Regions from separate parts of the Homo sapiens genome. Here region 1 is linked to region 2. Evidence: chromatin loops called from intact Hi-C (ENCODE). Cell type or tissue: PC-3. All regions are shown on one strand. Links, peaks and the distances in the headings refer to the core of each region. The heading gives the core; the rest is flanking DNA. Region 1 has its middle 150 kb from the start of MIR577. Region 2 has its middle 210 kb from the start of UGT8.

Region 1 (15,592 bases), core at 3,090-11,089, 420 kb after region 2:
TTTTATTTATATCCATAATGAGTTAAAATTGCAATTTCACCTTATTTCTAAGGTTTCTTATTTGGTGTTCACTTAATTAAAAGTATCATCGCTGCTGCTATAGTGATAGCAAAATATGAAGCTGTCTTGAAAACTTTGGTTAAAGGTCTTTATACATATAAAACCTGCATTTTGAGAAAACTTGCAATGAAGTTTTAATTCTAATAATTTGGTATTTCTTAGAAACAAAAATTAAGATATAGTATTTTTTTTCTTGTGACTAACTACCATGTGGCCCTTTGTGTGTACTATTGTATTAATATTAATAAAAGAATGCTATGTCTGGTTAAGTTTGATGGCTTAAAATATTAAGCATTGTGGTTTCCAAGTCTAAAGCATTTGATACTTGTACAACTAAGAATTGCAGAGAATGCTCAATTTCCCAAGTTTAGTTGTATAAAACCAGATTATTGACTGTGACAGCTCCACTCTATTAGATGGATCACATTTCTATATGGTAGACATCAGAATGGTGGGGGACTGTAGACTAGAATCCACAAATTGTACCAATCCTTGAAGATGTAGTAAAACATTTTAAAGGTATTATAATGCTAAAGCATGCTTTTTTTTTGCATTACTGTAGTCTGAAAAATAATTTGTTTTTGACTGATCACTTACTATATCAGATTAGAACAATTTTAGACCAAAATAATATTGATAAACCATTTAATCTTCTCTTTTTGTGTATATACATACACATGTCAGTTGAAAAGAAACTTAGCTAAACTTATAAAATAACCATTCAATTAAATTGAATTTTACTTGTATATCTTCTTTATTCCTGCCCTCTCTAATTTCTGCCCCATTTCCTGTCCTACTATCTGAGTCAAGTCACTTCTTATTTCTCCCAGAAAAACTTGTGCATAGTTTTATGAGAATTTCAACATTCTACATTGAAATTGACAGTTGTTTGTCTTTTCCTTTACTTTAAACAACTTGACAGAAGCTGTATATTTTTCATTAATCTTGTAATATTTTAATAACTCTATAAATACTTTTTAAGTTAATGAATAACAGTAGTGTATGTAAAGTTACAGCTGAAGTGTCAGTTGGCCTGAAAGTCTTCAGCCAAGTTTAAACACTTGTGGCTTTAACTTGGTGAGAGTCTGATGTACAAGAAATATTTCAGTTGATTAAAAAGGGAGATAATTTAGAATATTTGGCATCATATTGCATATTTAAATTAATGATGAGGGAACAATCAGATGGATACTGATTGGCTCATGTAGGTCAGCTTTACAGTTTTCATTCCTATGGTTTTGACCCAAGTCCAGAAAGATGTTTTGAAAGATTATATGGATAATTTCATCATTTACATTTATTTTCCTGGTTAGTCAAGCATAATGATATATCGTAAGAGTAGACCAATTAATTTTATATTGCTCATTTTTTATATTTTGGATAGCAGATCAATATAAGAATAGATTTACAAAAGAAATTATTAGGCTATTATGGCAATGGTCATAAAACAATTAGATATTATTAAATAAGTCATAATCATATATGCTTTATTGTTTGATATTTCATTATTTAAAATTATGGTTCGTGAAATGAAATATGACTTTAACTCATTTTTCATGATGTAACAACCATTTCACTCCATGATATTTAATCTTATGAATAGTAGTGTCTCCTTGTTAGAGAAAAAGATACTACAAAATGTAGATTTGAACTAGGATATTTTTCCAAATTCAATTCAATCAAGTTTGATTTAAAATAATTTAGTTTAGCAAATTTTTACTGAAAACTTAACATTATCTTTGGCATTGTTCTCTACACAGAGTACCTCTTAGTCCAGGCTTACTATTCAGAAGCATTTCTAAACCTTATTACTATCACTGAAAGATTTGTTTGCAGTATCCTAGCAATCTTATTATTGCTATAACAAAACTAAATGTATTTATTTACAAACATATCACTTTACTATTTGTAGTAAAACAACACTAAATAGCAGTAAGCTTTTTAGTGTGTAAAATTATCTATAAGATTTTGTAGGTAGAAAATAGAGGGTGACCTCACAAGCTCCTCCAGAAATGGTCTTAATGAATTTACTCACACTCTGTAAACCTCTCAGATATGTTTTCTTATTTACACTTACGTTGTAAAAGTTCTAGGGCTTTTTTCCTAATCATTAAATTTCAATGCTACATATAACAAAGAGATATTTAACAAATCTGAGTTTCATTAAGAATAAACATTTTGAATAATTAAATGAGAATATTTCTGAAAGCTCACTTTAGATTTATATGTCTCCCAAAGGATATAAAGAAACAAATCCATATGAACTCAAGTTACCTTAATGGAATGTGTCTTATTAACTTATTTTTATTTTATTATTTCTTTTACAGACAGGGTCTCATTCTGACACCCAGGCTGGAATGCTATGGTGTAATCATGGCTCACTGCAGCCTTGAACTCTGGGAATGAAGGTATCTTTTCACCTCAGCCTACACACTACCTTGGACTACAGGCATGCACCACCACATTCAGCTAATTTTATAGATTTTTTTGGTAGAGATAGGGCTTCACTATGTTGCCCAGGCTGGTCTAAAACTCCTGGCCTCAAGCAATCCTCCTACTTAGGCCTCCCAAAGTGCTTGGAATATAGACATGAGCTGCTGTGCCCAACATGTTTTATTAATTTAAAATACTATGTTCAATCAAGTCTTAATGATATAATTAAGAATGAGCTATGTCTATATGAGGGGAGAATATAACATTTTTTGATTTTCAATAATTTTCATCCAAGAAACTCAAGGAAATCAAAGAACTCAAAATAATTCTTTAAAGAAGGTCAGCAAACTACAAGAAAATACACAGAAACAATCCAATTAAATCAGGAAAATGACAAATTGCCAAAATAAGAAATAAAATAAAGAGATTGACATTACTAAAGAAAAATTAAACAGAAATTCTGAAATTGAAAAGTACAATGAATTAAATAAAAAAAATTAAAGGGCATCAATAGCAAAGTTGACCAGGAAGAAGATTCTGTGAACTTGGAGACAGATTATTTGAAAACATACAGTCAGAGGATTAAAAAACGGTGAAAAGGCATAAAGAACCTTATGAGATTTATGGAACTGGATCAAAAGAGAAGATATCCAAATTATAGGAGCTGAAGGAGAAGGAGAGATAAAGGAAAAAAAATTATGTTATGAAATACTAGCAGAAAACTCCCAAGTCTGCAGAAAATTATAAATTTCCAGGTACAGGAAGGTCAAAGGTCTCCAGTGTAATCCAAATTACAGTACATCAAAATATAATCAAACAGTCAAAAACCAAAGACAAATAAAGGATCCTGAAGGAGCAAGAGAAAAATAGAAAATGAAATATAAGGAAGTTCTGATAAGGTGAGCATCAGATTTCTCAGCAGAAATTTCTTGGTGCAATCATGGAAGGTCAAAGGTCTCCAGTCAGATTAAATTTAAATTAAACTACACTAAATTTTGTTGTTTTGAAGGTTTGTCAAAAAATTAAAAATAGAACTACCTTATGATCCAGCAGTCTCACTACTGGATATATATCCAAGAGAAAAACAAAACAGTGTGTCAAAGAGATATCTGTACTCTCATGCTCATGGAAGCATTTATTCACAGAGGCCAAGATATAAAATAAGCCTAAGTGTCCATCAACAGGTTAATGGATAAATGAAATGTAGTATAAATAATGTATGGATGCACATAATACAATTAATGAAATGAAAAATGAAATAAAGAACATCAATGGCAAAATTGATCAAGAGGAAGATTCTGTAAACTGAGAGACAGATTATTTAAAAAACATGCAATCAGAGGAGAACAAAGAGGGTGAAAAATGATAAAGAAGTTTATGGAATTTATTGAACAGCATCAAAAGAACAAATATCCAAATTAGAAGCATTCAACAAAAAGAAGGAATAGTATTCCTATTCAGTTCTAAAATAAAATACTCTTCAGCTTTAAAAAAGAAGAAAATCCTGTTATTTACAACAACATGGATGAATCCAGAATACATTATGTTAAATGAAAGAAGACACAGAAAGGCAAATACTGCATTATCTCACTTTCATGTAGAATCTGAAAGAGTTGACCTCATAGAAGTAGAGAGTGGCAGGGGCAGGGGTTGGGAGTGTTGGTCAAAGGATCCAAAATTTTAGTTAAGAAGAACAAGTTGAAGAGATATATTGCATAAAATAGCAACTGGAGTTATTATCAATGTATTGTATTTTAAAAAACTGCTGAGAGGATTTTTAAGTGTTTGTACTACAAAAAATAAGTATGTGAGATAATGTATATATCAACTGGCTCTATTGAGCCATTCTACACTGTTCATATATTTCAACACATTATGTTGTACATGACAATTATATACATTTTTAATTTGTCAATTGAAAATAAGTTAATTTTCAAAAGATACTAAACAAAATCAACTGCAAAACAAAATTTTTGAAAAAGAATCATAAAGTACCAAAACACAAAACAATTCAAAGATTTACATAGCTTTTTAATGGGAACAATAATTTTCTCACAATGAAAACTAACACCTTAGATATTACATGGGGGAAAAACATTCCTCATGCACTATATGTGATATATTACAAATAATAATACATGGAAAAATTTTGGGGACAATATAAAGACATCTCTATTTTATACATGTTATTATATATAAAATAAGACAAATAAAAAACAATAATTGTGATGGGAAGACTAAATAATTTAATGATATTATATTTTATGTATAATGCAGCTCCATACCAAACCTTTGCAGTAGAATTAACACGTTCATGTACTTAACTTAATGATGGTAAAATACTGTTGGATAATAAACAAGAAAATATTTAATACTTTTCAAAAATGAGAATAATTCTAACAATGTGAATTAAAAGATTGGTAAACAAAGGTTGATATTGGTACAGTAGATATTTCAGTAGAAGTGAATATGAGTTTGTATAATATAGTATTTGATAAAAAGTGGCATTAGTTCCAATTGAGGACCTAAAGGAAATAAATTTAGACAACTAGTATTACCTGCCATGTGAACTGGGGTTTATTGTGTAATAATGAGGAAAAAAGCACCATCATTCTTTCTGCAGAACCAAGTAGTGAAAAACATGACGATATTTGAGATATCCCCTTTCAAAACAAAATAAGTCTAATACATGTATAGAATAATGCACTTGGAACAATTTTATTAACATGAAGGAAAACTAACTTGTTTAATAAAATTGCTATTTTCTATAATCATACAGCTGCAGAATGGTGTCAATATACATAAATATACCCTAAATTAAATGTGTGCTTCTAATCATATGTGGATCAGTCAATAAAATATAACAGATATACAAGCAAAATGTTTGCTATGTATTTGGTTGTGAAGGATAAATAAGATTTTGGTTACATATTTAGTTTCTTAATACTAGGAAAAGTGATACTTAGCATAATTTTACTGATATACCCTGTTAAAATTTCCCTATGATTTACTATCTCCAAATTTCTTGTTCAATCCTGGAGTTCTACAATGATCGTTGTGATAGAAGATACTATACCACTTCTTTTTTTTTTAAATAAGGATGACTAGGGATATTGGATGCCAGTTCTCCTCAGAGAGAAGATCAAAGTGCAGGTGAATGGTCATGATCTGAGTGGAAGGCTGAAGGAAGAGGTCCAGGACCTGTTGGACAGCCCATGGAAAGAAGCTGGAGGACAGAAAAGGAAAGCAGCAAGAGTCTAGCAGGGATGGACCACTGAGGAACTCAGAGTCCCGTGGAAAGGGTAGGTGGCGGTATTTCTCTGTGTGCTCCCCGCACCCCTGTGACAATCTACTGACTGCCAAATTGTTTGGGAGCCCCTCTACCCTTATGTTCCCAGGTAAACCTTTTGGTGACAATTTGGGAACTTCTCAGGGATAGAGCACCAAGTGGCCAGCTCCTGAAGGTGTGCTGGCGCTCCCCTCAGGCCTGAACTGAGATGGTGGGCACTATACTGACTCTGCACCCATTGTGGGTGAGTGCCTTACCTGGGAAACCTCAGCCCTTGTTTTGCTGCATCATCAGACACACCATAAACACACCCTAGAACCTGCTCTGACTTTGGCAACCATGGGGCATTAGTGGGTCTCTGGGGAGCGGCAGAATCCCTGGAGATCTAGTGGCAGAATCTCTGGGCAGCCTCAACACGGGCTGCTTCCAAGGGAGTGGGTAGCACAACCTGCCAAAGCCTCTCTTGGGACAAAAGAAACATGGGCACGGCATCAATAGCTGAAGGGGGTGTAACAAATGGCCAGAAATGAATACTGAGGGGAGGTTCTCTCCCACTCCTCCCAACCACTGTCGCAGACACAACAGAGACTTTACTTGCTGGAGGCTGACACGAGTGCATTTTTACTTGTGAGACAGCCTTTTCAGCACTTTTTGTGCCGGCTGCGCCCCCATTGAAAGTTAGCCCGTGCTGCATGGGCTTGCATGAAGGGTGGACCCATTTCCCCGACCTATATAGAGCAGCAGTGTCTGGGCAATGGAGAGCAGAGAAACCGCACAGCTGTCTGCTCTGGAATGGAGGAAGAGGCTCTGCATTGAGCCCATTTTGTGGGTAGCCACCAGAGGAGGATTTCGGGGGACCTCAGTTGCACTGCAGCTGGTAGCCAAAGGACAATGTCAATATTAATCAAAGGTCGCAAGCCCTGTAACAGGAGTTTGATGGGGAAGAAGATCGCATTCCTCTCTGGCCAGAACAAGGACCTGGTGCATCCACCCTCACACCGCCTCTTCCTCACCCAACCCGTGGGACCTCAGTGTATCCCAACACAATCTCACCCTGCTATCTCTCCTCAACCTCCATCAGGGCAGGTGCTTCCGTGCATTATTGGGCTGCCCCAGGGCAAGCTGGCGCTTACTCTTTTACGCCACCTACTGGAAGGTAGACTGAACTGCACCACCGAATAAGAAACCTTTCAAGCATAGGCTGGCGCACAAGATCAGCTTCCTGAGACTTTCGCACTCTCAGCCCTGTAGAAAACAGTGTGTCAGATCATATATCTAATCTTTTGCTACAACAAGCGGCATTTAAGAAAGCCACGGCACAAAAGCTATCCATAACTAAGGAACCCATACAGAACCCTGGCCTTCTGAAAATACCCAGAAACAAAGCCAAACAATCGTACACAACATACACTACAATCATATGCTCAAGGAAAAAACAAATAAACGAAAGTCTCATCCAAACAATAGCAAATTCAAAAATACTAAGCAAGAGCTTTTTTAGATGAGAAGGAATCAATGCAGTAACTCTGGAAGAACAAAGAGTCAGGGTGTTTTGACACCTCCAAAAGATTGCATCAGCTTTCTAGCAATGGATTCTAACCAAAATGAAAATTCTTAAATGACAGATAAAGAATTCAATATATAGATTGCAAAGAAGTTCAATGAGATGCAACAGAAAGTTAAAAGCCAACACACACACAAAAAAACAGAAAAAATGATTCAGGATATCAAAGATTAAATAGTTTATAGCTTTATACATATAAAACAACATATATAAAAAACACTTCTGAAATTACATATACTTTATAATTATTATATATAATAATTATTGAATATTACAGTTTTAAATTATATATAATTGAAAAAATTATTATATATAATATGCATATTGAAAGAAACTAAATATTATTATTGTATATATTATGATATATGTATATTGAAAGAACTGAATGAAATTAGAACTAATAAAATCATAGATAGAATTAACAAAACAAAAAGTTGGCTTTTTTGAAAGGATAAAATTGATAGACTGCTTACTAGATTAACCAATAAAAAAGAGAAGATTCAAATAAGGACAATCAGAATTTATAAAGGTGGCATTAGAACTGACACCACAGAAATACAAAAGATCACTATAGACCTCTATGGAGATCTCTAAGTACACAAACTAGAAAACCTAGAGGAAATGAATTCCTTGAAACATATAATCTTCCAATGTTGAACCAGAAGAAAACTTGAAATTCTCTACAAATAACATGTTATGAAATTAAATCAGTAATAAAAATAACTACTAACCAAAAAAGCTCAGAACCAGATGAATTAACAGCCAAATTCTGCCTGACATACAAAGAGCTGGTACCAATCTTTCTGAAACTATTCCAAAATATTGATGAGGAAGGATTCCTCTCTAATTCATTTTATGAAGCCAGTATCATCCTGATACCCAAATCTGGCAAGGACACAACAACAATAACAAAAAAACACAGGCCAATATTCCTGATGAATGTAGATGCAAAAATACTCACCAAAATACTAGCAAACCAAATCCAACAGCACAGCAAAAAGATAAGTTATTACAATCAAGTAGGTTTTATTCTAGGGATGCAAGTTTGGTTCAACATACGTAAATCAGTAAATGTGATTCACCACATAAACATAAATTAAAACAGAAACCATGTGATCATCTCAGTAGAAGCAGAAACAGCATTTAGTAAAATCCAGCATCCTTTTCTGATAAAATCCCTCAACAAACTAGGCATTGAAGGAATATACCTAAAAATAATAAGAGCTGTCTATGATAAACCCACAGCCAACATGATACCGAATGGGGAAAAGTTGAAAACGTTCCTGATAAGAACTGAAAAAAGACAAACATATCCACTGTCACTACTCCTATTCAACATAATACTAGAAGTCTTAGATAGAACAATCAGGGAAGGGAAATAAAAAGCACCCAAACTGGGACAGAAAGAATCATATTAACTCTGTTACAGATGACATGATCTTATACCAAGAAAATCCTAAAGATTCCTTGAGAAGATTCCTAGACTGGATAAACAACTGCAGTACATTTTCGGAATGCAAAATTAGTGTTCAAAAATCTGTTGCATTTCTCTAAGTTGACAAGGCAGAAGCTGAGAAACAAATCAAGACCTCAATCCCATTTACAATAACTACACACACACACACACACACACACACAAACATAGGAATACATTTAACTAAGCAGGTGAAAGATTTCTGCAAGGAGAGCTAAAAAACTGATGAAAGAAACCATGGATGATAGAAACTAATGGAAAAAAAATCCCATGATCATAGATAGGAGGAATCAATATTATTAAAATGACTATATTGTTCAAAGCATTCTACAATTCAATGTAATTCCTATCAAATTACCAGCACCATTTTTCTCTGATTTAGAAAAAACAATTCTAAAATTCATATGGAATTGAAAAAGAGCCTGAATATCCAAAGCAATCCTAAGCAGAAAGAACAAAGCCAGAGGCATCACATTACTTGACTTCAAATTATATTACAAGTCGAAAGTAACCAAAACAGCATGGTACTGTTACAAAAATAGACACATAGATCAATGGAACAGAATAAAAAATCCCAAATAAAAGCCACATATCTACAACCAACTGATCTTAGACAAAGTCAATAAAAGTGAATAATGAAGATGGGACCCCCTATTCAATAAATGGTGCTGGAAAAATTGGCTAGCCATATGCAGAAGAAGGAAGCTAGACCTTTATCTCTTACCATATATAAATAATTAACTCAAGATAAATTACAGTTTTAAATGTAAGACCTGAAACCTAAAACTTCTAGAAGCAGACCTAAGAAAATCTCTTCCAGATATTGGCCTAGGCAAATAACTTATGACTAAGACCTCAAAAGCAAATGCAACAAAAATAAAAATAGACCAATGTGACTTAATTAAAATAAAGAACTTCTGCACAGCAAAAGAAACTATTGGCAGAGTAAACCGACAATCTATAGAATGGGAAAATATATTAGCAAATTATGCATCTGACAAAAGACTAATATCCAGAATCTATAAAGAACTTCAACAGATCAACAACGAAAAAAATCCCACAAATAATCCCATTAAAAATGGGCAAAGTATATGAACAGACACTTATCAAAAGAAGACATACAAGTGGCCAAAAAACATAAAAATTGTTCAACAACAATTGCTCAAACTAATTTACTTTCTTATTTGTTTATAAGTGTTTTTAAAACATTAAAGAAGAAAACAGAATTTTTTGTAGCTTTTCAATTGTATCTTTTACTTGTTTTATTTTTATATATAATTCTTTTAAATTAAATTATTGATTGATAGATTATTACTTGTTAAATCACGTATGGAAAATAACTATCACCAATACCAACTAAAATAAATGTCATTTGTTTAATCATGTAAATGCTATGTTTAAACTTTTATCTATCTCTTTTTACTTGTTTTACCATTGAATTTAATGATTTGGATTCTTTCTTTTTTCTCATCTGAATCTGAAACCCGAGCTATGCAGCAGAACTCTAGCCTTTGGGAAAATTGGTTACCATCAGTGTGACTGAGAGTAGCTTCCAGGTCACCAATCCAGTCCTCTTTAGTTTCCTCCTAGAAAGACAATTAACAAACAAAATAACCGCCTTCTAAAATTTAACAACAAAAAATTTAACGACTGAAAAATAAAGCATCTTATTTTGCAACCCTCTTCTGTTTCTTTCCTCGGGCTCTTTGAGATATGAGGAGCATCTCTTGTCTTCCTGGGTTCTGCTTCTCCTCCAGGGTTCTGCTTCTCCTCCAGGGTTCCTAATCCTTAAAAATCCTCCACTTGTTCTGGCTGGTCATGCCTCAGGGCCTCCTCTGACTATGTCGTGAATAATTAGGCTGACTTCTGGGACTTTCCTTGTGTTTTTCTTGGCTTAATCATGATACAAGCTTTCTATAACCAGTACCTAAATGCAGTCTTTTAACATGGCCCACATGACCACCGTTTTCCTATGCTGTTTCTTGCTGAATCCAATACAGCTTTTCTTACTTGGTTTCTCTGTGAATCCTGGCTTTCTGTAATTCTGGTGGGATATATCCTAGAAGTTTCTGCCTTTAAAAAATGTTGTAAAGGGAAATTGGAAACAATACAATTGGCACCCTTATTGGAACAGTGAAGAGGTCTGCAATAAATCTGTAGAACTTATTGCTGCAGCTTTGAAGCTTTGAAACAGGCCAATTTACTTTCCTTTCTGCAGGGTCTAATTCATTAGACTCCCACTATAAAAGTTTTATTGGAGAAGTTGAATCATAAAGTCAACCAGAAAGAAAGGATTTGGTGATAAGTGGTATAAGTGTCATAATGCAAAGAATAAAATGCTACGCACAAAATAAAAGCATTTATTTACTGCTTTTAGAAGTGAAACAGCTTGAAAAAGACAAGACTGCATTCCCAGTGATGATAAATTTCTGTTTCGCAAACTTTACAATGGTTTGGCAAAGTGGCAGGCCTGCTGTATTGGAGACATGATTACTATATCTGTACCACTATAACACACACATACATACACACACACACACACACATATATAAGCATACATTTTTGTGTGAATGTGCATATATGTGTGTATGTATTTCATATACATATATATAGACATATTATATATATACACTATATATAATATATGTATGTTCTAACTAGGGCAGAAGACTTGATTTGGAAATCAAGAAATTGCTCCCTCTTTTCTAGTGGGGTAGATATAAATCTCCTCCCCACATGCTTCTTACTTAGCAGATAGGTTTGATTAAGATGACTATCTGAATTATAAATAAATGAATACTTCTAAAAAATAAAGGTAAAACCAATAAATTGGTTTGTTGGTTGACAAATGGATAATCAACCAACCAATCAAATATTAGTTATAATATCCTGTCAATGGTTATACTCTCTCTCTGTCTTTTATTTTATACTAAATATCATATTCTTTAGAACTGGAAAGGAACAAAAGGCTAGGATTTTAGACTTTTTTGATGATTTTCTGGAAAACTCCAATTATGTCTATTCTTGAAGACTTAAAAATATGTGGTTACTTCTCCAAGCATCTCATTCCAATACCCTATTTACTAGAAAATATTTTCCTATTAAAGTATTTTAATAGGAAACACTAAATATTTTTTCTATTTCCTATTAAAAGAAAATTTGCCTTTCTATAACTTCTGTTCTTTTATGCAGCAGGTTCTTGATATCAATATGTTCTCAAAACCTATTCTTCACTTGCTATGACTTCATTTCCCTTGTCTACACACAAACTTTTGTTAAAAAACAGTTCAATTTTTTTCATGTGCTCCTCATTTGTTACGGTTTCCTGATCCTTCACCATCCTGTTTTTTTTTAAATTCATCTTTTTATTAATATCTGTTGAGAGCCTAATATAATGTGCCAGAGAGCTCCAGGCATAGGAAAAGCAGCAGGGAATAGAAGAGAGTCCTTTTCTCATGGAGTTGATAAGATAGAGGAAGCATAAAAATAATCAAGAAAACCCTCATATGTCAGTTGTTGGTAAGTGGTAGGGAGAAGAATTAAGCAAGAAGAGTAGATGAAAGTATAATGATGCAGGAGTCTGGGAAGACCTGCCTGACAAGGTGATATTTAAACAAAGACTTGAAGGAAGAGAGAGGATGAGCGATGCATATATCTAGGGAAACTTTGTTTATGCATAGAACAGAGAATGTGAAGGCTCTGGGATAGAGCCTGCTTAGCATGTTCAGAGAAATCTAAGGATGCTGGTGTTGACTGAAGATGGTCAGTTGAGGGGGAAGTGATAGGAAAATTGGTCAAAGAATTTCTCTGGTTGTTATGGAAACTAGTCTGTAGGACCTCAAGTTTTAAGTAGAAAAAGCTATTAGTTTATTTTGAAAAAGATGGTGGGGTCTTGAATTAGCATAGCAGAGTTGGAGATGACAGGAATTTCTTAGAGTCTGAGTAGTCTTGGAGATAAAGCTGACAGGATTTGTCAATAGACGAAGGTTGTGGGAAGAAAGAGATCATGGCTGACTGAAGTTTTTAGCCTGGACAAATGGACTTGTTCTTTCTGGAAATGAGTAATCCAGTTGTCTTAGTTCAGAAAAGTACTAAAGTTGGGCTATAATTCTTTAACACCTTACTCTTTCATAGTGTAAACTTCACCCAAGAATTTTTTATGTCCTAGGTGTGATCTGTTCAGTACAAAATAAAGCAATCTTTTTTATGATGATTTATTGTTATTTTTTCTCATGATCTAGATGCACTGTTATTAGTGGACAGTGATATTGCATCATCGTTTATGGATGTCTACTATTTTTCATGTTGAGTTTACCTTTAAACTAAATCTTGGTCTCATTTTCAACCCCAATCTGTGGGGCAGCAGATAGATAGCTGTTTATCAAATATGTATGCCATTCTTCTTTTCAAACAGCTCTACTACAGTTCTCAGCCTCTGTTGTAGTGAAGAGTAGCCAAATGACTGAATTCTAGACAATGGAACATGGGCAGAAGTGATGAACATGACTTCAAAGCTTACCTTTCAAAAATCTTTCACTCAGAAAGCCTCCACTCTTTTCTCTCCATAAGGCTTTCTCATTGACACAAGATAATCCAGGAAGATTTTCAAGGCAGATTCTCTGTGTAGAGGAAAACGGTTCTCTCTTCCACTATTTGGAGTATATGTGAAAGAAAAAAAAATGATCTTTTGAAAAATGATACTGCTAAGAATTTGGTATTAATCCATTACAGCAGCTAGTAGCACCTTAACTAATTTGAAAATTGGTAGCTTAAGAAGGGATGTTATAAACAAAGGTTAATATTTGCAACATTTCCCAGCAGTGGGAGTGGCTGCTAATGAGAACACCGAAATGAGAGATTGGATATTTGTGGCAAAACATTGGTGAAATTGTCATTTATGATAACTTGAAAAACAGACCAAATGCCTCCAAGATTGTATTTCTATGGAGAAAGCTACAGGATAGGATGTTTTTTATTTGTAATAGAAGATATTAGAAGAAAGAGATGGGCTCGCCCAAGAATTAGTTGATTTTGCAGGCAAATATAAAATGAAATAAATACTCCAGATATCTGAGGCCTCAAAAGTTTGAAAAATCTGAATTCTCCTAAACCTCAATGATACAATATTGAGAGAAGACTTTAGTTTAAAGGCCTCATTAAGATTCAGCCTTTTGAAAAGAGTAAAATTGAATATTACTTTTACATTTAAGCCTGGTGCCTCTGAAGGCTGCCATTAAATTGAGGAAGGAAGAGAGCTCCAGAGACAGAGAGAGGGAGTAACACAGAGAGAAGGAATGACTGGTGCAAGAAAATGATGGAAAAAAGCAGATACAAGAACCAGGGTTTGGAAGATGATGACTGGCCCACAGAACTAGTGGAGGCAACTAGATTAGATACCTACTAAGTTTTTGAGGTAAGTGTAGTGGCAAAGAAATCATAAGTCCAGATTATAAGGGAAAATGCTCCTAGAGGATAGAGATGGTCATCACTAGCAGCTCTAAATCACCAAACTCCAGATCACCAAATGATCAAGGGAACTCCTTTCAGAGAGCAAAACCAGCTCTAATAAACAAAACAAGTTTCCACTGCAGGCATCCCCTGCCTTGCCAGCAGAAACACATAATAATTACTGTCTATTAACAACCGTGTGTTACCTAGTCTTCCAATTTCCAAATGGGAATGTCTACTGTGGTTATCGTGCCCCTGGTCCACCATTGTATACCTGAGAGAAGATGATCTGCCCATGGATTGCTAGCCCACAAAAAGCCATACCTGGACCTGATGAAGAGGCTGACGTATAACTCAAAGATTTTCTACGTTGAGCTGAATGAAGTGGACAGACAGGATTTTGTGCTGTTTTCCTTGAGGAAGGGATGAATGTGTTCTATGTGTGGAAGAATGTAATGGATATTTGGTGACTAGAAGGGTGGACTAGGACAGAGAATGTCTAGCTATTTATCAAACCTATTTCCTTTTCCTTTTGGCATACAGCTAGACTACATTTCCCAACCTCCCTTCAGTAAAGTCTGCCTTATAATCAAATTCTGGTCAATGTTGTGTGTTTTAGAGTGCCATGAATCATTCTGAGGTCCATAAAATACTCCCACTTTCTGATTCCCACTTTCCATGTCTTGCAGGCTGGTCAAAGTCTAGAGTGACAGTGAAAGCTACATTTGCGTTTGAGGACAACAGAGCCTAGAGCAGCTTGATTTTCTAAATAACAACATGGAGCAAAATTTCCTCCCTTGCCCATTCCTCTTCCTTACTGATTAGATTTTTATGTGAGTGAAAAATAAACTTTGATTGTGTCAGGCTATAGCTTTAAAAATTTATCTTTTATAAAGGATACTAGTTTGAAAAATCTTTACTAAAACTATAGTACTTGGTTAGTTGGGTTTTTGAACCTAAGACAAATTATTTATGCTGAATCCAGATCATAACATTGCCTGAGATTTATATATCTTCCAATATTTTCCATATACAATTTTCTTAACGATAAATTTCAGATCAGGGCCCATAAACCCTAATGCCTTCAGCATCTAGACAGTTATAAATGGAAAATAGAAGGCAGTACATCCCAGGGAACTAGAGAGAACATGCCCTACCTAAAAGCAATACAGTAATTTAAAAAACCTACTGGCTAGTGTACTCCAAAGACTGCAATATTGGGACCTTTGATTTGGTTCTTTATTTGAATATTTTAATAAAAATTTTCTTGCACAAAACTGAAGAGTAAGCCACTCAAATTTTCTTTTTAGACAAACATTTATTC
Region 2 (15,592 bases), core at 5,051-13,050:
GACTGATTACAGTTGTACAGTTGCTTTATTTGGTTTCTTTTCTTAGAAAGTTGCTAATTATAATATGTTAATTGGCTGCTTCTGATTGATTGAGATTGAGTTCTGTTTTTCGTTAATACAGGCATTTACAAGAAACACCTCAGGTTGTTTCACTTATGTTTGCAAATCGAGCAAGGTTGAGGTAACTTATGAGCTCTAATTGGGTTTGTCAGCTCAGGGATTTTTTTCAGGCATGGTCTCCATCTTAATTAACTTCAACAATATCAACTTTTAATATTTACTTCATCAAATAAATTAACATATTTATAATCACAAATTATTATGTAATTACTTTACTACTATAAAAATATACTTTTTCACATTCCTTGAACTATTTTATTTAAGCTTTTGATATGTATTTCCTAAAGTAGTCTTCATCATTAACAGAGCTGCCTGTTGAATCTAATGGCTTTGTCCAGAGCACATTATTTTCTTACTGGTCCACACTTTTTTGAGATAAAGCACTTTCTGGGTCTGTATACAATGTTTTCACTGGAAAATTTATCCTGAGTGTATACATTCACAAAACATTAGCCCATTTGTTTTTATATTTTCCTATGAATATACATCCACTATCTCCTCAACACGACCATTTGCTGCATTGCTTTTTAAATAAATTTTAAACTTGTTTATAACCCAGCACTTGCAATTGTGAAGTCATGTTCATGATAGGAATAAATAAATCTGTATTATAGTTTTAGGGTTTTTTTTCTTTCTCATCAATTCAGTCGATCTCAGTCAATCACTCACTTGATACTAGTATTGACAGATTTTTAGGCTAATGTGTCTTCACTGAACAACAACAATTTGGTTTGGTTAGTCAAAATTAAATAAACTGAGAGAGGATCAGCAATAAGTAAGATTTTGTAAGGATTTGGATATAAAGTAACTATCCCCCTCTTATCTGAGAACAACAACAAACAAATAAACAAAAAACAACTTTGCCTTATTCAAACATGCCGAGCAATCTTAGACTTCAGTTCACAGAAATTTTAGCATTGTTTTGAAGTAGTTTGTACTAATTTTAATCACTTCTGAATTCTATATTCAATTTTTCTTATATCAAAAACTGATTATGATTAACAAGAACTATTATAACATGGAACCCAGGAAATTATCTGAAGATGTTCATATATTATATAAAAAGTGATATATAGATATAGATTTATCTATCTCTCTAGAAAGATAGATGGATAGATAGATAGATAGATAGATAGATAGATAGATAGATAGATCGATAGATAGATAGATACATGGATACCTGGAGATATATATATATACCCACACACACACTCTGTTTTACTACAACAAGGTCCCTGTACAATAGACCCCTCTTCTTTTGCAATAAGGTATTTTTTGGTCAGGAGAAATAAATTTACAGTTATGGTATCTGAAAGCAAAATTAATTCAAAAAGGAGCATTTAATCTTAGGAATTTTCCATTGCCACTGATTCCTAATCCAGAAACTTCTAAATTTGACCATACTTTAAACTATTGTGTTTCCCTGTATATTAACTGGCTTTTGCCATGACAACAAACAAACCCAAAATTTCCGTGGTTCTGTCAATACACACTTTTTATTGTGTGTATTGGGTTAAATCCAGTGGGGGCTACACACCCCACTGGATTTAACCCAGCTCCATGAGTTCTCTCACTCCTGGAATTTTTCTGAGGGAGTCATCATCTGAGACATGATATTCTCCTGGCAGAGAACAACTGTTCAGATGGGACAGAGTCAACCCAGACAAGTCAATTAAAGCTTCTGTTTGAACGGGTGTACGTTACTCCACTCACACTCCATTGGACAAATCAAATGACATGGCTAAGCCCAACACCAGCATCAGTGGGGCAGAGGGTTTATTTCCTGCTTATGAGAAAGCATGGCAAAGGTAAGGAGAAAACATGTAATTGTGAGTGAATAATTTAGCCTATTCTACTCTGTTAATTGATAACTTAATTGATCACTTTTCTGGTTGTCTTGTAATTTTTTGAATTTGTTTAAATATCATTAGAACTAAAATTAATGTCAGTACGTGTGAAGGACACATATTTCTTCTGACTACCTACAATGACCCTGAACTTGGTTGAAGATCACATTTAAAAGTTGAAAGCAGATATTGAATATGTTTTCTGATGTACTTGCAATTTCTTATAATACCATTTATAATGCTTTCTTTTATTCTTTTTAACTTCTCAGAATAATTTTTATGAGTAAAGCTTAGTTTGGAGTTTTTTCTTCCTGTACTATTTCTGTCAGTGCAGCATCCAAGTCTCATTCTTCAGCTCTCCTAGAGATTCTAGGAGATATTTAATTTCCTTTATTATTTCTGCGAAACTAGCTAGACTAAACTCTTTTCTATATATATTCTATGGAATGGATATGTAGCTTCAAGGAAATTAATGTATAAGAAGGTACCTAGCATATGGTATGCACTAAAAAAGTGACATCTTTTTTCAAATTCTGTGATTTCACTCTGAAAATGTTGATATATTAGATTCCTTTAAGAAATACGTTATTTTTTTGGTATGATCCCCTCAATTTCTTAAGAATTCTTTACCCTATTTTTTCTCATTGTTTCTGCAAGATGGGGGGAGGTAGGGAGAAGGAAAGCAATTTTTCTACCACTCTCTGAAGATGTCTCTAAGCCAATTGTTATCTCAGATAATCTAAGCTAACTCCAACTTAAAACATGGTACTTCATTTTTCCTTTAAGTATACTTTTATATATAGCATACATGTTTTTATGTTTTGGTTCATAAACATGAATCCTTTAATATATTATAATATCCTTAAATATAACTACTTCATTTGAATATGAGGGGACTCTAACTCTGAAATCTGTCACCCTGTTATTGTCTGGATTGAGATGGTATTTGGTCTGCCTGGTTGACATTGTGTGTGTCTTCCCTGAAGCTGCATGTTGAAAAAGGTCATGAACCCAAACACTGAAGAGCTGTGCAGCCATGGTACAGAAATAACTGTCCTCCCTGCTAGAGCCTCCAGAGTATGTGGGTTTTGTGAGGGAGGGAAGGGAAATGGAGCACCTGACAGTACATGGACTACCATGTTAGAAATTTACGGAGTCTGCAATTCTCAGATATTCTCTTTAAAATAGATATAACATTTATTTTTACAATTAAAAACTCATTTTATCTAAAATATTCCATATTTTAAAAGATTTTTACATTAGAAAAGAAAGATCAATCATGATTCCATCTCCTAGAAAAAAACCACCATTAGCATTTGGGGCTTATGTATCCTATTTATGTACATTAATTTTATTTCAAAATGATTTTATACTGTACACTTTTTTTCCATTTTTCTTTAGAGTCACTTGCTTACTGAACTGCAAGCATCCCTCATGTAGTAGCTAGTTTAAACACCAGTTCATTAAACATATTGCAAACATACTTTCTCAGTTGGAGTTTTCTTTTTTAACTTGCTTAAGAATACTTAAGAAGCATCTTTTCTTTCTATTGTTCATATTTTTAACCAAATAATGAGATACTGAAAATAGATTTTAAGGAAAATTTATCTAGCAGTGGTAGGCAGGCTTGTTTAAACAGGGAATGCTCAGTTAGAAAAATATTCCAATAATCAAATAATAAAACAAGGGTTTGTAATCAGAAGCCAGAGAAGAAAACAAAGCACAATGAATTAATGTCAGCTGCCTTTGAAGGGAAAAATTATAGCAATTGGTTCAATGTAGGATTTAAAGGGATGTAAGAGTCATAGATGTGCTCAAAGTTTGAAACTGAGAAACATGTACAAGTTCTAGAAGTAGAAGTGTTTGCATGCTGAACATTTGCTTTTCTCAAAGTTTGTTTTACCTGATTTGAAATAAATTAAGTTTAATGTGACAATAACCTATATATCTGAACACTGAAGAGTTCTGAGAAATGCTTTTTTCCTACCACCTCTTTGATAAGCATTTTGAAATAATGAAACCTATGTTTTGTTCTATTTCATTATTTAGCCATTATTTGTGATGTCAGCTAGAGGCCACTAAGTAAAGAGCATTTTCTCAGTCTTTCCTATAATTTCCTTCTAAGGTTGTGTTATTCATTGCATCCTATGTTGGTCCAGGATCATAGGTGAGTGGTTGCAGTTATCTGCTGTGACATGAGATTACGGTATCCAATCTGCTTCTGTCCTTGCCCCAGTGTTTTAGAGTCACCACTCACTGCCATATCTAAGCTCAAACCTAGTACAGAGCTGAAATCATAAGCAATAGTAAATGGCTTGGCTGATCAGAGTCCTGAAAGAGAAATGTTGAAAGATCAGGTTCAAGAAGGTGTGAGGTGGAGGCATTAGGTCACTCACTGTGGAGATATGTGGCTTCATATTGCATGTTAAAGTATACTAGAGACCTTCTGCCATGGAAGAGGCACTGACCATCAGGGTAAACAAAACTGACTGGCCAGTTAACATGAGCCAGCTTCTGCCATCAGCCACCTTCGTGTTGGCACAAGGAACTCATGAAAGAAGCATCAGTGATGGCAGAGATGAAGACTATGCAAGAGGCAACAGCTAGGACCTATAAAACATAAGGTCCATCACCACAAAATTCCACGTAGTATTATGTCAGACCGAAGAACCTACTTTATAGCAAGGGAAGTGTATAGCTGGTCCATGACACATGATCCACTGGTCACATTACGTACTGTGCCATTCAGAAGCTGCTGGCCAGGCAACACAATGGAATGGTCTGCTGAAGGCAAAGCTGAAGTGGCAGTTCAGAGGAGATGTGCATACCATTCCTCCAGGACAGAGTGTCCACTTGTTTCCAAGGCCTTTATTTGTGATTCTGTGTCTTCAGTAAGTATTATGCATGAGTCTTGGAGCCAAAGTGTAGAAGCAGGATTAACCCCCTTTATTATCACTATTAATGACTCACTTAGTGATTCTGTGCTTCTTTTCCTTGCAACTCTAAGTTGTCTTATTCCAAGAGAACATTTTCACCAGGACACACAAGAAAAGCCCTGCTGAACTATAAGTTAGTGGTTGCCTCTTGGATGCTTTATGCTCTTCTTGCAAGTGAATAGAAGACAAGAAGTGGAGTTAGCATATTGGTAGGAATCGACTCTTTTCACCAGGAGAAAGGTGACACAAAAGGACGAGGAGGAATATGTTTCCTACTCTGCTAATCACTTGGACATCTCCTAGTATCCTTGTGCCAAGTTTTGGATGGTCAATGGACAAATTTAGTAACCTTTAACTGAGAAGGGCTTGAAGACATGAAGCTCAGAAACCTCAAAGACAGTGGTCCAAGTCACACAGCAGGAATGAAAGATTTAGTCCCTCAGCTGCTGGGAGGGATGCCAGAACAAGGCCTTCTTTTATTCAGCAGCAGCCTGAATCCAGTGACTCATTGCAGGGGGGTATGAAGGCTCATGTTCCTCACCCCAGTTCAGGAAAATGTGAAAGGACTGTATCAAATAGAGATCTTCCCATGAAGTTACCTGGAGCTAAGAGTACATTCTAATAAACATCTTCTCTGAACCTCTATTTCAGAGTCTGATTCTTGTGGAATCTAACCTTCAACAACATGAATGGGTGCTAGCTCAGACATTGCTGAGAATGTTATGCACTGCTATATATGATATAAATACTGTATTCCTCTTTTAAAATCTGAACATTTCTTAATTCTAACGCATATTGGCCCCCAAATTTCAAGATAAAGGATTGGAGACCTGAGTTTACCAAATGTAATCATTCTAATCGTTTGTAAGGATTAGAGAATGAATTTATGTTTGTCTGTGACCAACATTTCCACCTTTTGTCTGTCCTTTCTTCCTTGCAAAAATCAGTCTTTCTCTACCACTGCTTGACTCAGGAATTCTGTGATAGGCCTTGTTCTACAGGAAGGCTCACTTTTCCTTCTCATAATATCCACACATAAATATCTAGAAGACCTGATAACTATTCTTCAAATTTTAATAGATTATATTTTTCCAATATGTAAGTATTTCCCAAGGAATATCCTCCTAAATCATCTATATGAAAAATAAAAATAAGCAAACTCTTCCATTAACAGCCCAAGATTATGTAAAGAATTCTTCTTGACATGTTACAGAAATTGCTTGGTAAGGGTGGAGAGTAATCAATAAAACGCTTCTAAATAATGATTAAAATTATGCATTTTATCTACATTTCTCAAAAAAAAAAATTGCGTCCATAAAAACAGAACAGGTTTTAAGGGTTATCTGGCACTGTAGCTCCACCAAGTGGTAAACTGACATGAACCGTTAAGATTATATTCTTAAAATGCATTCAGTCCCAAAGTCAGTTTAATTTCCATACTAGAATTTCTATCAAAGCTGCATTTATAATTAAATGTCTTTTTGTTTCCTAGTACAACTGAAACTATTTTTAATTTGGAAATTCCAATGATTTTCTTTATGGGAAGAGATAGACGATTTTTTTTTTTTTTGGCATCTAGAAACTGACGAAATCACATTTTCCCACTATTTACATTTTGATTCTTCGAATATTTTTAAATTACTATTTGCTAATGGAAAAGGCTATTGCTAGGCCTCAGGTCTTCGCTGACTTTTGGCCAGAGACATCATCAGTTCCTTACCACGTTGGCCTCTCCATACGACTGTCCACATCATGGCATTTTGCTTGTCTCAGAGCAAGGATACAAGAGAGAAAGAAAAATAAGGGAGGAAGAGCAACATGGAAGTCAGTCTTTTTATAGCTCCTCACAGAGGTGACATCTCATCACTTTCGTCGTTTGTTCTGTTAATTAGAAATGAGTCACTAGGTCTAGGCCGCACTCAAAGGGAGAAGAACGTACTGCAGCGTGAGCACAAGGAGGAACTCAGGGCCATCTGAGAAGCTGCCTACTACATGTTGCTTTCCTGAGATAAATATAACCTCTGAAATTATCATCGCTTTATAAAACCTCAAACAAATTAGTATTCATTCTCAAAAACTAATAATTTCATTATTAATAGTAGCGTTTACTATGCTCCAGATACTATTCTAAACATAACCAACATATTTACTCAGTCATTATTAACTCTCTAGTACTTGAAACACTCCTATAAGCTAATTACTAATAATATTCCCATCTTACAGATGAGGGAACTGAGACACAGAAAAGCTAAGTAATTTGTTATGATTTGAAACTAGGTCATCTGGCTCCAAGGTGAGTAAAGGTTTAACATGGTTTCTGTTTGCCTTACAACAGAAAATTGTAAATAGAAGATGAGAACTGCCATTGAAAGTAGAAGTAAAAACAGAATTTGTTCAGTTTTCCATACTCTACTGAATACATTTTGTAACAAAATTATGTTGATTCGACTTCTGCTTTGCCTACAGTAGCCCCAGTTTGGCCAGTACCCTGGCATAAGTAATTCTCAGTAATAATTATTGTTTAATAATGACTCTTTCACACTCAAAAGTGTCCTGATTTAGGTGATAGAATATGTAGTCATTAAGTATAAGGCTATCAAAGGGTCTCAATATGTCTGGAGAACATCACACGTGTTGCTATTGGAGAAAATTTACTCTTCCCACTACATCCCCAAGTGATCTTCATGTGGTCCTAAGGGTTGATAATCACTGTTGTAAATGGAGACATTAGGCAAAGTCATTAAATTACCTCCCCAAATCACAGTTATTTCATTAAAACCAAATAGACTCATTATTATTCTTGGCTTTATATTTCATTTCTAAATCCCTTTATGATCAAATATATAATATAGAATGGAAATACTTGGGTAAAAACTATAATAACAAGAATGGGAAAATAATATCACAGTGTGGTTTATCCTAGTTAGAGGGGAACGGAAATGATTTAGTTAACTCCCATACGTATGTAGAGGCAGAAACTGAAATATTAATTATAAATATACTGTGTTGTAGAACGTGTTTATCACTGTCTTTTTAAAAATTCAATGTAAATGTAGCAATCTGGTTAATTTTATCAGTAAAAATACCCCAACTGGATTATAGTCTAAAATTTTGCAGAGGAAAAAAAAAAAAACCTTATAGATTACCTGTGTTTATTAAACTAAGTTGCTAAACAGGTGAATGCGTACAGCATCAATAAAACACAATGATTATTAAAACTGATAACAATTAAACATTAAGAATTATTGAAACAGATAGCACAAAGTAAATGTGTGGAAAAGATGTAAAATAACATGCAAATATCCAGATAATGTCATAGCACAGAGAAAAGTTGTGGTTTGATCATTAGCCAGAAGAGGGCACTATGTGACTGCCAGATGTTGATATGCTGTTATTTATTTTTCGTTTTTTTCACTTTTATAAGGGCATACTATATATGTATATTAATCCAGAAGGAATAGATCTATGGAGGTGGAAGGGAGTGGTTTACGGTCATGAATTATAACATCCAAAAACTATACACTGAAATATTTTAATGAAAATTTTTTATGTGAGTGTTTAAAGTATTCAGTGTTCATTCCACCTGAGAATTTAACAAACTTACAATTTCATTGTACATATGGTTACTGTGTTTTTATTACAGCCAAGGCGGTATTATAGAGAAGGGTTATCTATTGTTAAAACCCGAAGGACCCTAAAAGTCCCCTGGTGAATTTCTTCATTCTACAGAAGATATAACTGAAGTTCAGAGATGTTATGTAATATGTCCGAGATGCCAGGACTGTTATATCATCTGAGGCTCTTACTAGGTTGAGTTCTCCTCTAACCCTCTGGGATTAGCCCTTCTATATTCTCTATCCAGCTCACCTCATACCAGAGCATCATCACTCTGAGAACTGAGGTGGGGCTTACTGACCCAAGTCAAAACTTTCGGCACAACTGGCACCGCCAAAAGAAGTAGCAACTCACTCCTAAATATTGAAGTTTAATACAATGAAATATAGGTATTTTCACTGTGACTAAACTTAAGAAATGTTTCTGGCAAAACACAAGTTTCTATTTTTCCAAATGAAATCTAAATACTCCCCAGTGAAAGGGGATGGGCACAAGAGAAGATAGCAAAACCCCACACCATTCTTCCTGTTAGCCCAAGTAATGTTGGTCTCAGATGACAAAATGGTAGAATTATAGAACTAGAACATTAGCAATCAGTATGCCTAGCCCTCTTATTTATAAATGTTTTATAAATGAAGAATCTAAGGTCTTTGAAGGTTAAATGATTAGCTCAAGGACACAAACCTGGCTAGCGCCAGAAGTGTTGGATCACTTAAGGCCTGTGGAAGACAGAATTCTATCTACAGTGACCTTCTTCCCCAGCATTACTCCCATGATTATATTACCTTAGGAGGCAAAAGAGATTTTGCAGATGTAATTGATGTTACTAATCAGTGGAGATTATCCAAGTGGGTTTAACTTAAACGCATAAGCTCTTTGAAGGAGAATAATTTCCTCCAGCTGTGGACAGAAGAGGACATCAGAGATTTTCAAAGGGTGAGAAGGATTCCATGTGAGGAATGTTCTCCATTGTTAAAAAGTCCATGTGGCGAGGGTAACAGACGACCTTTAGGGACTGGGAGCAGCCCTCAGCTGACAGCCAGCAAGAAAACACCTATAGCTGCAAATAATGGAATTCTGCCTTCAACCTCAATAAATTAAGTAGATTCTTTTCCAGAGTGTCAAGATTCCAGCCCTAGCTGGCACCATAATTGTGTGCTTGTGAGACCCTAACCAGGGAACCCAGTTGAGTCCTCATGGAATTTTGACCTACAGAACTGTGAGATAATAAATGGGTGTACTTTTAAGCTGCTTATTTTGAGTAATTTGGTACACAGCAGTAGAAAACTAATACTAGGTCTAACTTGAAAACACAAAGCATTGGAGATTTTAAGATACAGGGACTTCAACATAAGAATTTTGTTCTATAGATGATGGAAAAGCAGAGAAGCTGAGTGGAAGGTGGCAAGGCAACTCTGAGCAGCAGATGCAGGAAGAATTATAGAACTAGAACTAGCTTCATCTACGCTCTGGTCAGAGGGAATCTTGAGATCATGGGAAGTGAATTTTACCAGAATACAGGAGCTGGAGTCACACAGCAGCAGAAGTTGGAAACACAAAAGCCTATCCATGGGCACTGAAACCACTGGGTGAGCTAGCAGCTGCCAGACACACAAGCTGAGATATTGGTGCACCTCTCTTCTTTTCACCTTCCAATCTTCTACTAGTGCCTCCTGCCATTGACCAGCCCCAGCTGAAAGCCAGCTGTTACAGGAGCCTAAGAAACACAACCTGCAGGAGTCAGCATCTTTTCACATAGAGGAAATCAGGGAAAGGACAAGGAATAGGTCATAAGGCAAACAGACCTTCAGAATCAACAAGAAGACAAGGGAGTCAGAGTTAGGCACTGCACTAGATAATTTCTTTGTGTTATCTCAGTTCATAGTTGGTATTAATAACTTATTTTTTTTTGTATTTCTATTTTACAGAATAGGAAATCAGGGCTTAGGGAGGTTAAGAAATTTGCCCCAAATTATAATGTCTTAAATAATAGACCTGATTTTAAATGTAAGTTTATATAATAATCATAAGCCAACTTAAATGGGCTTACTACAAAGCTCTACAAATCCTTACCAATTGAAGCAGTAGAAAACACCAAAAAAAAAAAAAAAGGTAAAATAAATTGCATGCTATCATGCCAAGGGTCAGGGTCCAGCGCAAGCTGAGGTCTGAGGGGAGTAGGCAGACTGGTGGCAGGTAGCTCAAAGAACACCTGGGGCCCGTAAGCAGGTGAAATGTGGCTTTATTATGCTGTATCTCTCCATCAGTCTGTCTTGGCTGCCCGCTCCGGCTGCAGCCCCTCTCAGCAGCTGGCTCCGTGGCTCCTGCCACCCCCATGCCTGCAGCTGCACTCCCTGACACACACGCCATTTCTTGGCTCCCCTCTGTCTGCCTGCAAGGCAGTCAGCTCTCTCTCTCCGTCCACCTGCACAGCAGATGACTTTCTCTCTTTGTCCACCTGCAAGGTGGCCGGCTCTCTCTCTGTCTGCCTGCAAGGCGGCTAGCTCTCTAATGTGCACATGCACTCACAGTGTTAGCAGCTTTATTCTCTTTCCCTCCTCCTGCATGACAGAGGTGGCAGGGCAGTTATACTACTTACAGATAATAGTGGCTCAGAGACAAGCACTAGCTCACAGGAATGGTTACACAATAAGCAGTATTGTGCACCTGCACTCCAAACTTACTAAGTCATGTTGGACCAGATGTCTGCCTCAGCCTACTCTCAACTGTAGCACATCCATTTTCCTTACACATGCCATTTTAAATATTTTACTTTATTAAAGAATTTTCTTTACTGAATATAAAATATATTTTAGACCCTTATTTTCAAATGTTCTACAGTTCAATTTCTTGGCCACCCCCTAGGGTTAAGTTTGTAATTTCTTCAGCCATAATATAAGAAGTTTCCTATTGTAAACACAGAATCAAATCTGCATGAAGCCTCACAAGATTAATTTCTATACATATTTCTAAAGTTATTTTCTGTGGAGTTGGGTGTGGTGGTTTGCACCTGTAATCCCGGGTATTTTGGAGGCTGACTGAGGCAGTAAGATGTTTTCAGCCCAAGATTTTGAGATCATCCTGGGCAATATATACAGACCCCATCTCAAATAAATAAATAAATAAAAGTTATTTTCTGAGATTTACATTTTGAACATCTATGTTATAGTAATCTTAGTGTGTAAGAACTACTTGCTTTTTAAATGTTAATTTAAAATACAATAATAAAATATGCACTGATATAAACATGCTAAGAAAAATATATGTGCATATTAGAACAATGGTAAGTTGAGTACAAAAACATTGACTAGGGTATGGAAAACGTTGGAACTTCTATTCATATTTAATTTTTCCTAAAATGAGGAATAAATTAATGTTTTCTACTCTTTGACATATGGATCAATGCTGATACCTTCATCAGATCTGCAGTTCAGATCCTCAGAGATGTGTGACATCCCTAATACATCCTAATACCCCTAATGCATCCTAATGCATCCAGGGCATCCTGGTCTAATGAAGGCACCATTCTTTCTTTTGGTCTTTTGTAGGCTCTTGCTAAGTATTAAAGTCTTTGCCCTCCCAGTTAAATGTATTTATAGATAATATAATATTATGCAAATTGTACTCACATTTACTGAATAATATCTAAGTGCTAAGCACGATTATAGGCGCAGGGAAAATAGCAAAGATCAAAATAGATAAAATCTCTAGTCTCAAGTAACGTATTTTCTAATATAGGCTACTAACATTTACCATGGTAGGCAAGATAAGAAAAAATTAATTAAACATAAATACGGATGTTCATTTTTTAAATTTAGGCACTATAATTCACCCTGCTGAAAAAAGCCTTAAGCAGAGTTGCAAAAGAAGAGCTATTTTCATAATTTTCATACACTTCTCCTTGGGCAAATTTTCTTCTCTCATTTGCTGCAATCCCCACTCAAGGGATGCTTGTGCGCCTGATCCTAGGGGCTGCCAAGGGCACTCATCATGTCACTCCATTCTCCGTCTCTTTCCTTGGCGGTACCAAATGCTCATTTTGATTCTTGATTCTTTCCTGGTTTTAAAATATACCTCTCCTATTCTCTTAAGACAATTCTACATAACTCCCTAATTTAACACATTGTTTTGATCAGGATGTTGTAAAATAAAAACAAGTTAATAATGAATTACTAAGGAGCATAGAATAACCATTCTATTAAATAAATGTACCTGAAAATTTTTGATGCATATTAGAATATAATACTAAAATCTACTTATACTTATTCACAATTTATAGCCTTTTCTATGAACAACAAATCTGTCCTAGCATTCTCAAGGTAATCAATCTCTTGGAAACCAAAGACAAGAAACAGATTGAATAAGCAAAAGTAGGTCATCACTATTTGTGACAGACTTACCCACGAAGAGCTGCTCTTGAATGGAGATCAGGGATGTGCTTCCGTCATTGCAACAGGCAATAGTCAATGTTATACAAAACACTAACATCAAAACAAGGCTAAGGTAAAAATAATGGCTTTTCATATTGCAACACAGTGCGGGAAAGTTGTTTTAGCAGAAATCTGTATACTAAATGTTCATGCAGGATTTAATCTTGCCAGTATAAAAGGTCCGAATGCCTTTTACATATAGACCCTTAGGACAGATCCCCATGAGGCTTTATCTGTTTCCTCTGCTCCACCTCACTATGTAATTATCTCCCTCATTGTCATCCCTGCTTCCCCCAACACAAACACACACACACACACACACACACACACACACACACACACACTTTGACCACTGTCCAACAAAAGAAAGACAGAAATGACTAATTAACACCCAAACCAAGTATAAACCTATCAGGAAGAAGCAAAGTGATTAAAAGGATGGGGAGCTGCAGAAGACAATCTATAGTGGAAGTGACTGCTGATTGTTAGTGGGTAGCCATGGAGGTGCTCCAAGCATTTAAAACTGAAACCATATACATTTTGGATAGACTTTAATGAAATAATAATAAAAAAACACTCCCATATTTCTACCCCTTTGTAGACACAAAAGCAAAGTAACAGTCTGTTATTTCAGTTTCCCTGGCTAACTTGATCATATGATCATGAACTTTTATTCTCTCCTTTCCTCAACAGGCGCAAAAATGCTATTAATAGAATAATATGGGACAGAAAAGTGGATGCTACTATCCAAAATGTTTGAATATAGTTTGTATCTATATCTAATAAAAATATTCATTATTCTAAAAGAAATAATACTTCACCATACCATCTTAATAGTTAACAGAATGGTGCCAATGAGAAAAAAAATGTACTTAGCACAAATTATAATTTAGTTAGAAAATGCTTACAAGTAAAGAATTGCACAGTATGCATAGTAATGATTTCACAGCTAGACCTATTTTGTGAGAACAACATTTGAGATAAATACTTTAACCAGAGTATCAGAATTATGTTACGCTGGAAGTTTACTTTGTTGGTTTCCTTCCAAAGCCCCCACATGAGATGTCACCTGTGCAGGGTGTTTTGGAAGTTCAAGTTGTTTGGCAAGGATTGTTAAAACATTCTTAAAGAAAGATAAATTGCTTCTGGGAAAAACAAAAGTGATATTCCTGAGTGTGTCTAAGCAAATGAGGTTAGGATGCTACCCTTTTGGACACAAAGCAGATCACTTGAAATATCCTGTCTATAAATCCATCGAACTCCTGCATTGTTTGTTATCCCAGACACTAAAAGCTAAGATATTTTTATATTTCTGAGGAGAGGCAGAATTCTGGGGATGACAATTGTAAACCATGAAAACTGTATTAGGCAAATTATTGAATTATAAAAATTGAGAAAGAAAACATAGGTCCTAAAGGGTTTCCAGGACATTTCTCTTAATAAAGTGTGTGAGTTGAAAGTAAAGAGTGTTTCCATTTTAGTGCATGAGTGTTAACTGGTTTTAGAGCAAGTCTTTGAAAGAGTGGAATGTGCTGAAGATACCTGTGCCAAGTTCTTCATCATCCATTCTGGTAGTGGGCTTTAAGATTTTCAGTTAAGTAATGGAGTTTAACAAAAGTGTGCACAATGAAGAAGGGAACATGGAAATTTATCAGGAAAACCAGTGTACTTCATATCAGTATTTGTGAAGAAGCATTAGCTGCCAGAATCTGTAAATCAAAATCAGAGACAAAATGTTTTCTTAATGTTCTCACCAAATGCAATTAACTCCACTTGAGTGGAAGAGAAGCTGAGAAGACAGAAAATGTTTGAGGCCAAATAGGTTGACAGGAGAAGTGACTAGCACCAAGTATGTGTGTTAGTGAGTGAGTGCAGACAAATCAATGGGACTCCAGAAACCCGACAAGAGGAAGGACTCAGTCTAAATTCCAGGCAGAGATTGCCCAGCTCTTCTTAATAATATATGCACACTCATGTAATCTCTAAGTGCACATTCCCAGATCATAACTCCTTTGAGTTGGGAAATATAAGGAATGCTTAGAGCAATCTTTAAAAGGGCTCACGGCCCTCACTTGGTGACAGGTGGATCTTGCTGATTACTGAGTTTAGTGTCACATCTCACATCTCTGTAAGCTCATACTACCTGCACCCCACCTTCAAGTTTCCTTCCATATGAATTGTTCAAAGGTGCTGATTCAGATAAAGGAAGATCCTTATAAATTTGTGTGGACACACCCAGACACTTGAAATTTTTTTGTGATTATCAGTCTGTCTCACCAATATTTCCTGAAAGACGTACTATGGTTTAGCCTCTGTGGCTTGAATACAAAGATAAAAGTTTAAGAATTGATTGTGGTTAGCCTAGAATTTCCAGAGAAGGTTTTGAGGGTGGCTGAATGAATGCTGAATACTTCTGTGTGGGTGTGGCCTTGAAAATATTATTAAAGTAGATCCAGTACATATTCAGCACCAGTATCAGCTTGTTGTTAAGTATTTGCTTACTACTATCACAAGCAGGTTATAAGAATAATTTAGCCACACTCCAAAAGTGTTCCAGAAATGCTAAGACATAGAATATCTAAATGCAAGAAAACAAAGGAAGGCCATTTACAACTCACAACAGCTTACAGTTTGTACCAATCCA

Evidence for each region. Peaks named below come from ENCODE experiments on the same cell type or tissue, not always from the same donor. Only the 100,000 strongest peaks of a DNase experiment are listed, where the experiment ranks them.
Region 1: it touches region 2 in a loop (9-fold over the local background); 12 of 110 quality-filtered maps call a loop at or near these places.

What each region holds. Positions count from the first base shown.
Region 1 is chr4:114,801,067-114,816,658 of GRCh38, forward strand. No RefSeq gene overlaps it. Among named protein-coding and RNA genes, the nearest start is that of MIR577, 150 kb to the left of the region's middle. RefSeq lists enhancers at 6,650-6,699, 7,030-7,079 and a silencer at 6,810-7,013. In PC-3, for the core only: a CTCF peak has its summit at 6,937 (motif pointing left); no DNase peak of the experiment used is centred there; H3K4me3 peaks cover 327 bases.
Region 2 is chr4:114,378,569-114,394,160 of GRCh38, forward strand. No RefSeq gene overlaps it. Among named protein-coding and RNA genes, the nearest start is that of UGT8, 210 kb to the right of the region's middle. In PC-3, for the core only: CTCF peaks have their summits at 6,251 (motif pointing left) and 8,255 (motif pointing right); a DNase peak (open chromatin) is centred at 5,373.